Regions from separate parts of the Mus musculus genome. Here region 2 is linked to region 1. A link is a loop called in an ENCODE intact Hi-C map of the cell type or tissue named here. Cell type or tissue: left cerebral cortex. All regions are shown on one strand.

Evidence for each region. Peaks named below come from ENCODE experiments on the same cell type or tissue, not always from the same donor. Only the 100,000 strongest peaks of a DNase experiment are listed, where the experiment ranks them.
Region 2: a loop joins it to region 1, with 10 times the contacts of the local background. A loop is called at or near these places in 5 of 42 quality-filtered maps.

The regions. Positions count from the first base shown.
Region 1 is chr10:40,681,604-40,686,603 of GRCm38, reverse strand. It overlaps Mettl24 (methyltransferase like 24), which reads right to left and starts at 3,322. Exons shown (of 5, transcript NM_177793.3): 1 at 2,940-3,322. The coding sequence starts at 3,248. It also overlaps a transcript of Ddo not described here. In left cerebral cortex, a CTCF peak has its summit at 2,898; DNase peaks (open chromatin) are centred at 2,836, 3,368, 3,949, 4,517 and 1 more place; H3K4me3 peaks cover 1,426 bases; H3K27ac peaks cover 4,397 bases.
Region 2 is chr10:40,841,910-40,846,909 of GRCm38, reverse strand. It overlaps Cdc40 (cell division cycle 40), which reads left to right. Exons shown (of 15, transcript NM_027879.2): 9 at 1,904-1,949; 10 at 3,767-3,868. Among named protein-coding and RNA genes, the nearest start is that of Cdc40, 39 kb to the left of the region's middle. In left cerebral cortex, no CTCF peak of the experiment used is centred here; DNase peaks (open chromatin) are centred at 2,198 and 2,849; H3K27ac peaks cover 3,062 bases.

The DNA of each region.
Region 1 (5,000 bases):
TCAAGCAATTAAAATAAAATAATAAAGTTAAAATACATAAAAGTTCCATGGGTAAATTCCAAATTCTATTTCCTTTTATTAATGGTGCATCACCTTAAATTATACCTTGCTTTGTGTGGCTCAAAAGAAACAAAGTTTATCCCAGGATATAAGATGGTGAACTCCATCCCCATAAATCAGAACACAGATGGAGTAACTGCCCTTTCCAGTTTTGAGGAATATTTTAACTCAGCTGTGAAAGACTGGCAAAGTGAAACAAATCCAAAATCCTGTTTAGGAACTTAGTGAGATGAGATAAATATTCTCATAATGAGTATAAGAATGCTTACTATGAAGTAAGTAAAGTTTATAATCTTATAATTGTAATTACATATATTTATATATGAAATATATAGCTTATATATAAAATATATTTGTAAATTTATAATTTCATTATAAATTTATAATTTCAAAAATCTCATATAAAATAAGTTACTAACTATGGAGAAGATAATCTAAGTAAGGCAAATGTTCCCATGAGAGGCTAATAACAATTTTTTTACAATAGTGATAAGCCTTACTTTTTATAAAGACATTTAGAAACTCAAGAAGTAGCTGTATCCACCTTTCACATGTTAGTGTCTCCGGAGTTTACCATGGTAACCATGGGAAATGAAATCCCTCCCAACGGAGAATACTTTGTTCAGACAAAGCATCCCATCTGAAATGGATTCTCAGGTCTCCGCAGGAACAAAGCAACTCAAACTCACAGAAGGCATTGCTGTCCGTTGCCATCACAGGCTGCAGAGAGATCGGCATGGAGATAGGAGTGGGTTCTCAGTGAACCTTGACCTAAGTGTCTGAAGTAGGAATGGGCAGAAGATTGACAAGATGCAGGTTGGAGCGCAGAGCAGGACCGGGATATGGCAAAAGAATGTAAATACTCTGTAACAGTTTACACTTGAGGAGCAGCTAACGCTTCAGACAACTTAGAGAAAATAAAAGTTGTTACATTGTGTTTCTAGCATGCTAGACACTAACATTTTCCTTTCATCTTCTTTTTAATTTAATTGTAATGACTGAACCCCAGTACTCAGACTCCTGTCCTGTAAGTCACACTCACCCCCAGTTGACCTCATACCATCTCATAGTTTTAATGCTACTTGCGAGCAATAGCCCCAAATTGCTACTTCAGCCTGGACATTGCCTCTAAGCCCCAGATCAATGTGTCTGAATGTCTATTTGGCATTTCCAACTGAATCACTAAAAGATATTTGAAAGTTATCTGGGGTCAGCACATTCTATCTGTAATCTACCAAAGATAAACAGATAACAGAGATAAACCAAGATAGCTGCTTCTCCCCGTAACTTTCCAACATTCCCCATGTTTGCTACATCTCGCCACCTCCATAGCTACCACCTGCCTGCCATTTTCAGACTGATCTCTGTTCCAGCATCCCACAGGGGACAGAGGTGAACTTCCCACAAACACCCCCAGTGACCCCCTGATTCTATGCATTCCAAACCTAAACACTGTGAGGCAGGCTCTAGTCACCAATAACCTGGAAGACAACCCCTTAGGTCTCCTTAAACAGGAGACAGCAGAAACAAAAGTTGTGGAGAATCACTCAGAAAGGGGAGATTATCAAAGACAGAGTGTTCAAGGGTGTCCACAGAGGAACAAAGGAGGCCAGACTCTTAAAAAAAATATCAAATCTCAGTTCAAATGTCTCCTTTGTTCACTTTTTGATCTTTCTTCATAGGTTCAAGGCCTGAATCAAATTGTATGACTTTCCTGAGCCCCAGACACTTTGAATTCAGTTTGTGCTGGCAGCACTTGACCCAGCATCCAGTGGAAGCCCTTGGCAAGGGTTTTGAAAGCTTAGCACAGCATCATGGGAACTGCATGGACACAGTGAGAAGGAGGTGTCTCTTTTAGAGTAACTAGCTAAGTCTTTATATAGGAGGTGCATTTCGGAGACAGAAAAAAGAGCTGTGTGCGTCCCAGAACATAAGAGAATTGCCTGTTAAGCAATGCCATGTGGGAAGACTGAGCGCAGGGCATATAAAAGTGGGGGAAGAAAATCACTGAAAGTAGTGGGGGTGTTAGAGTAGAGGAGCCAAAGGAAGAGCAGGCTGGTAAATGCAGGGGCCAGCTCGCAGGTGGGGGCTGGGTGCTCAGATGCCATCAAGAAAAACCCGACTCCAGGCAGCACAGCCAGCCTTGCTTCGGAGGATGGCACCGCAGTTGGAAGCAAGAGTGGCAGGTGTAAGGATGTGGCAAGCTCATATATCCAATTCCTAATCTTTTCAGTCCTAGGTACCACAGAGCTCCCAAAAGAAGGTGTAAGGTGAGGCTTCAACAACCAGAGGTTTAAACTGACCTACTCAATGAAGTGCGGGAAGTTAACAAGGCAAGGATCTGGCCCTGGAGCATCCGATTATTTCCCACTAAGTGGTGCTATGGGTTTGGCTTCTCACCCGGTGCCAGTTCCCACTGCTGGGTAGGGACTCTGGGGTCGGAGTGGGTGAAGGGGGCGGTGTCTGGATGCTACTGGAAGGCAGATCTTGACCATCACCTGGATGAGCCTTTCATAGTGTCTACCCATCCGGTTTTGTCCAGGCCTGGGTGGGGAAAACACAATGGCAAGCCATGCCTCCTTCCCTTTCAGCGCCCCCTCCCTTGCTGAAATGGGTGTGGTTGCTTGGTGCTCCTTTCCTAGAAGGAGGTCTGCCACAGTAGGCGCTCAGCAAACGTTAGTTGAATTTGCATGATCCCTGCTCAATTCCACTTCATTCTATAGGGATACTGAGTGAGACTACAGAAAGTTCCAGGGAGAGCTCAGCTAGAAGGAAATAGAAGAGTCTTGAGGTCCCAGTGGCCTGAGCAGAAGGCTCCCTAGCGCCATCTGGGTGCAGGCTCAACTCCAAGGTCCATGTCTGCATGGTTTGCAACTGACCTTCCTGCGGAGAAGCCCGCCCTGGGCACAGCAGCTCGGCTCTGGGGACGTCGTGCTCCCGCCACCCCGGGGCAGCACTCGGCGCCCACTGCGCACGTAGGTCACCTGCCTCCTTCTGGCTCCGCGTGGGGAGCCGGGCGCCGACAGTAGGTGTGTCCGGGGTGGCCCTGGGGAATCGCCGCGGCCCGGGGGTCCCGAGCCCGCGTGGCGCAACTCCATGCAAAGCCGTAGGCCCAGAAGCAGCGCGGCACCGAGCAGCCACCGGGGCAGGGCTCCACAACCACGCCCGGGAGGCTTGACAGTGGCCATGGCGGGGACCTCGACCTCCGGCTGTGCTCTGGGTCCCACCCTCAGCTCCCAGCCGCCTGCAGAGAAGCGTTCCCAACGGACCGGGCTGACAACTGTGGCAACTCCCCAGCGGCCCGCCTTCTTCCCTGCGACCGGGGAGGCCCCGGCGTAACCTTATCCTGCCCAGCCGCAGCAGGAAGAGCGAGGGGCGGTGGGCTAGGCGTGCACCCAGGCTGCCATAACAGGGCTGGGTGTCCTTAGGTGTGACCAGCCTGTAAAGTCTGGCTAGTGGGGAGAGCCAGAGTCAGAATAGAGCACGTTCCTCCGGGGCGCCTGAGCTTTGACTTCATTTGTTGGTGTTAGTATTAGACACAAGGAAAGAGGAGAGGTGAGCCGCCAGGTTTGGCCCCAAAGAAAAAGTTGTCAAGCAGTTTTTGCCACTAAGCATGATATAAAAATAATCATACTTATGCTCAGGTTTACAACTTCTCTCCCTCAAGGGGAGAGAGAGAGAGAGAGAGAGAGAGAGAGAGAGAGAGAGAGAGAGAGAGAGAGAGAGAGAGAGAGAATAGCACTCCGTACAGAGGAGAGAATAGCACTCCGTGCAGAAGAATCAAATTAGTTATTCAGTTTCTAAATTCTGCCCGAAGCCAGCCCATGCTTTCTCCCTCGGTGTTATGAAATGTGTGGGGGTGAAGGGAAGGGAGACAGCCAGCGAAGACATCTGACAGCGGGAAAGAGGGAACAGAAGTTACCATGGAGTGCTGGAAATCAAATTAATTTAGCTCCAAACACACACCTCCCTGCTGCCTGGCAGAAATGCAGAGGGACATATTTATCTCTGGGCAAAACGCTCCCTAGCCGGGATTGCCATTGTCACCTTGACCTTAATTAAAGAAATCTAGATGCTCATAGTTTGGACTCACAAATGGGGTTGGTATCCCACTTTTGTTAGGATTCTTTCCCTCCACCTGTTTAGGGTGACATTGATTTCTAGATTTACATTCAGGTTCTTTGGGATTCTTTTGTTTTTTTTAAACCATGGCCAGATACCCACCCCCAACACACACATGCACGCACACACACATACACACACGCACACATACACACACACACACACACACACAAGCATACATACATGCACATTACACACACACACAAGCACACATACACATCACACACACATACACACACATATGGATATATTTTCCATGCTTCTATGTAGGTTGTCTCTCTCCCTAGCCTGCGACACGGACAACAGAGATCTAGAATGAAGTCTGGCCACCTCCTCATTTGAATGTTGGGATTTTCCATAGGGAGCTCTGCTCTCTGAGATTCCCATTCCTTTTTGGCAGAATTATTCTTTGTCAGAGAGCATTAAACCTGTTTCCCCACAGTCACAGAACTTATCAGCCTAATCCAGTGCATTCCCTGGCCATCACCGGTCCTCAGGGGCTTGGAGGTTTTATTATGCTTGAAAGTATACACACGTGATGGGAATAGACAGACAGACAGACAGACAGATATCTACTTGCCCACCTCCAGGGAAATTGCAGCTAAAAGTCTTTATTAAGATTATAAACTTTCATTCACACAAGCTGAGAGAGACAGCCTCAAATCCTGCAGTTATTTACTTGAACTGTGTTTGATTCACGACCCTCTCATTGAGTGATATGAGACACTAAACAAAATATGTATCTTTTCTGAGCTTCTGTTTTCCTGTGGGAAAATAGACCAATATTTAGGGTTACATATATTGCATAACTATGTTGT
Region 2 (5,000 bases), 160 kb before region 1:
TTAGGATGTAATCCAATCGCTTTGGCATTGGGCACATAAATATTGAATCAGGAATAATGCATTTTTTATGGAGGTTATGGATATGTAACTGAGTGTTTGTTCCTCAGACTGGCTGAGGAAGAAGAGACTATGATGAAAACCCCACACCTAGAGAGTAGACAGTATAATTTCTTTTATCCTTTCCTTTTGAACACTGGGACACCAACCAGCAGTGCCCTTAGCCGTCTCTGTTCTTGGTGCTCTCAGGAAGCGAGCGCCATCTGAACCTTCCTCCCAGACATAGTGAGGCAGGGAAGCGAGCTATCTCTCTTGTCAACCTGATATGAACAGAGCGTCTTTGAAACCTTAAGTTTTAAAGAATAGTTAGTATCATTGTGTCTCTTCTATGTCCAGATCATTGTGGTGGCTCAATAAATACCAATCCTATAGTATTCTTGTGGCTTGGAAGATCAGATCATTAAGGCTTTATCCTTTTTAAATATTGATGAATACTATCAGTATATAAAGCCGCTGCTTTTTTTGTTTGTTTGTTTGGTTGGTTTTTTTTTTTTTTTTTTTTTGGTTTTTTCGAGACAGGGTTTCTCTGTGCAGTCCTGGCTGTCCTGGAACTCACTCTGTAGACCAGGCTGGCCTCGAACTCAGAAATCTACCTGCCTCTGCCTCCCAAGTGCTGGGATTAAAGGCATGTGCCACCACGCCCGGCAAGCCGTTGCTTTTAATAGGAGCAGCCATTTCAGGCATTTGTGACAGAAATGATTTGTCTCTGATTAAAATGGTTTCTCAGAAAATTTCTAATTTTCTCTAACTTTAACTTTATCCATTAAGTTTACAATCTTCCCTAGGGTCAAGGAACAAAACATAAAGTTGAATATAGCGGACATCTATGGATATTAATTTGGAAACTACTATATGCAGAGGGATTATAATATCAAAGGTTTGAAATTCAGACTGTCCCTGGGAACGATCATCTTGATGTAAATCACCGGAAGCCAGGCAGGCACAGGGGCAGGTTCTGTCCTTGGAGAAGCTTGCTGACAGGAAGGCCAAGGAAGGGGCGTGGGGCCGGGAGAGGAGCCCAGTCAGCATGGGTGCTGGAAGGACAGCAGCTCTGTGGCTGTCAGAGCAGAAAGTATATGAGGAAAAACCGACTGCAGTCCTAGGCAAGGGAGCAGGTCCCAGAGGGCCTTGCCTGGCATGGGCAGAACTGAGACCTCTGTCTAGTTAGCATTGGGTGCTCAGAAGTGCTGTCTGTCTTAGAGCACCAGCAACGCTGTCAGGGATGAATGTGAGGGAGGCAAGCGGGCATAGCTTTGAAACCTTTGTATTCATCTGCTTTAGATATGATTAGATTGTGAACCATAGAGTCTATACATGTTACCCAGAAAATATTTTTAAAGACACTTTTCAATATTAAACTGGTACATGGCAGCAGTTCTAATAATATTTAATTGCTTTAAAAATTAGTTTGTTACAAAAAGTAAAAACTGTTCCTCATAGAAGAATACACAAAATATAGAGGAAAAAAATGGTAAGAAAATGAAGGTCCCAGATAAACTGCATGTGTAGCTAAATTGTCTTGAGGCTTTGCTGTAAAAATCTCCTCGAGTGTAAAGAATATGCTTGTACATAACTGCGTCCCAGCTGTGTAACACAGACTGGCAAACTAGGCCGGGTTTAGTAATTAAATCCACTCCACCCACAAAGATGTGTACACACACATAGCTAGCAAATGACTGTTGTTATTTGATAAAAAAAAAAAAAACAAAAAAACTTGTGTTAAGCTTGATATCCCGGGTCTAGAGCTTTGCTCAGGGGCAGAGCGCATTCTTAGTGTACACAAGGTCCAGTTTCTAACACCATAAAGAAAACATTAATATTTTCATGTGTTTTTTATTTTCTCCAGCTATGGGAAGTTTATGGAGACCGGCGCTGTCTGAGAACATTTATTGGTAATATTTCTTTTTCTCACTGCCTATAAATCTGTTTAGGAATGCTTTTGCAAGAAAAATAGCATCAGCAGCAGTAATTTTACTGCCCTGATGTAAAGGAGAGTATGTACAGGCTGAGCTGAGCCGGGAAGGAGTCAATCTCTCTAGACAGGCAAGGAGGGCGAGGAAGGGAGAGAGGTGGAGGCTGAGTGAGCGCCGTGAGATTGTGTGCTGCGCTAGGGACTGCGTGCGTGAGGTAACGATCTGCCAGGGTATAGGGGAGGGACAAATGTGGTTAAAAATAGAAGGGAGGCAGAGTATGGAGAATCATCATGCCACTAATGAAAGAGGCTGCGTCCTGTAATGGCACTGAAGAGCCATTTTTAACAGCCCTTACTAGAAAGTAATGCGATTGGAAGAGAACAAAGATTATGTGGCAGTCTGGAAGATACTCTGATAGACAAGCCTAGAAGGAAGAAAAGAAACCACACAGTTATTTTATTAGTCTCTGTTGAAATGGTGAAAAGAGAAAATGTAATGAGTTCGGTAACAGGATGTGAATGGCACAGAGCAGAAACCCTCGGTGACCCCCAGGTAGCTGTTTAGCAAGGGGAGGGGGGAGGGGGACCTGAGGTTGGACTTGCTGAGTCTGAGCGGCTAGTGAAGCTGTCCTGTAAGTAGTAGCCTTAGGCGAAGCTTTAAAGCCAGGTCAGGAGCTAGCAGCAGAAGTGAGAACCGTGATTGAGAAAGCTCCCTGAAGGTAAGACAGGAACTAAGGAAGGACGGGTGTGCCAGTGGCCTCTCTGGCAAGGCTGTCTATGTCCTTGTCGCTTCTTGTTACTTTTTCCAAATTTAACTGTATCACATTGAAGGGCTGTGGATCACAGTGGCTCTGTTTTTAGATGAAAGTGGGAGTCTGTTCTCCCATGCTGTGCTGCCTGTGTGTGGGTACTCTGTGCAAATAGATACCAAGATACCACACCAGCACACGAGACTTCCAGGGAAACCATTAGCTGTCTCCAGGGGAATCAAATGCCCCGCAGACACAGTGCATTTGATCTCCATTGGCCTCACCTTTCCTGCCAGGACATTCTTCAGAGGGAACTGGAGTTCTAGCTGCTGTGCGGAGGGTCTCCTGGTTGCCATGCGTATTGCCCTGGTGTCTGCTGCCTGACAGGAGTGCTGTGCTAGGGGTGGTTCCAGGAGACAGCCCGGGGTTGACAGTTTGAGCAGTGTACATTTTGTGAGATTATTTGTTTCCTGGTCATAGAGAAAAGATGGGAATTTCTGCCTTGGTTTAAGTGCATTTTACTTTCCTCAGAACTGTGGAAGATGGATTGTGATCAGTGCCCTGAAATTAATTTCGGTTCAGAATAACATCTTTTAGAAAATACAGCTAACACTATAGTTTTGAACTCATTTCTGTGAAATGAAGTAATGAGATCACTGAAGTCCGCAGTACCTGAAGGAGGGCTGCACTCCCTGATCTCGGGTTTGGATCTCTGCTTTTCCTCCCAGCACACTGAGGAAACTGACAGTGCGCCTCCCTCCCAAGCCTCATTAGAACTTCAGGTCTCAGTAAATCCTTGGCTGGGTAGTCATCAGTGTGTGTACTGCATATTAAAAAGATGCCAGGACAAATTAAAAACAAAAACAGACCTTTTCTCTCAGTTCTTACCAAAGCGTTGTGCGGCTCACCCACCTGCAGAACACCTTAAAGGAATAAAAGTGGCTCCTCCCCAGCCTCGTTGTGGGGGGCTTCCTTGAGGGCTCTGTCTAGCTTCCCTTGTGCTGCAGCTCCTCCTCTCTCTCATCTCAGCTTCTGGCTTCACCTCCAGGTCACAGTAAAGCTGTGAGAGACATCTGCTTCAACACTGCAGGAACCCAGTTCCTCAGTGCGGCCTACGACAGGTACCTTAAACTCTGGGACACCGAGACAGGTGAGTGCATCTTACTCTCCCGAGCTGGCATTGCTGTGCACTTCTGTGGTCCCTGGTGAAATGATGCGTCATCCAAACATGCAAACACTGCTTCTCATCGGAAATGAGCTGACAGCACCAGCGTGTTTGTAGACTGGAGCTCATCTGTATAACCAGTGCTCTCCCTAGGACGCACTCCTCTCACCTGGATGGTTACACAGCAAACCCTGAAGGGCAAACAGACTCAATCAGGTGGTTCTGGGTACCATCTGATCGATCTCTGTCCCCCCACATACCCAGTACAGTGCATTGCACAGACCAAAAGCAAGATTTAGTCCAATTGCCCAAATTGATGTTGATGTGAGCTCCTACTTTATGTGATTGGTCCAGTATGGTCCCGTGTGGACCAGGCACTTCTTCAGTGTCCCCAAGGCTAAAAGGTGACCTTCCTATAGCTCTTCAACACTAAGGTGTGCATAAAAGTGCACAAGTGTTCATTGATGTTTTTTAATATAGCAAAGCTATACAAATTTGTTTTAAAGACCACCAAGGTCAAGACATAGAACAGTCCAGCATGCAGTAGGGTTCTTGCACCCTTTCCTACTGTGCACCAATTCCCAGGAGCCACAGTAACTTCTCCGTCACCACAGAGCCTTTGCCAGTTCTTAAATTCATTGTTGATAGAAGCACACCATCTTTTCTCTCTTTCCAACTCATCGCTCACCTTGACACGATGAGCTGCTCGCTCTCTTGGCTTGTACCGGGAGTGCGTTCTGTTCTCAAACTATCCCACTGCAGTGATGTCATTAGGATTTATCTCTATAACTTTTGGGGAAAGTGTGTGTGTGTGTCTTTGTCTGTCCGTGTGTCTGTCCGCTATATTGCCTTGAGGTAGGGTTTCTCACTAAACTGAAAGCTTACCAGTTTTGCAACACTGGCTAGCCAGCAAGCCCCAGAGCTCATGTGTCTCTTTGCCCCCAGCGCTGGGTTTACAGACATGCACAGCCATGCCTGACTGTTGATACGATGCTGGTGATTCAAACACAAGTCCTCACACTTGCACAGAAAACATTCTTACCAACGGAGGCATCTCCCCAGCCCTCTGTGGAAAGTACCGATGTAGTGATTTTAAGAGTCAAGCTGCCCTTCCTCA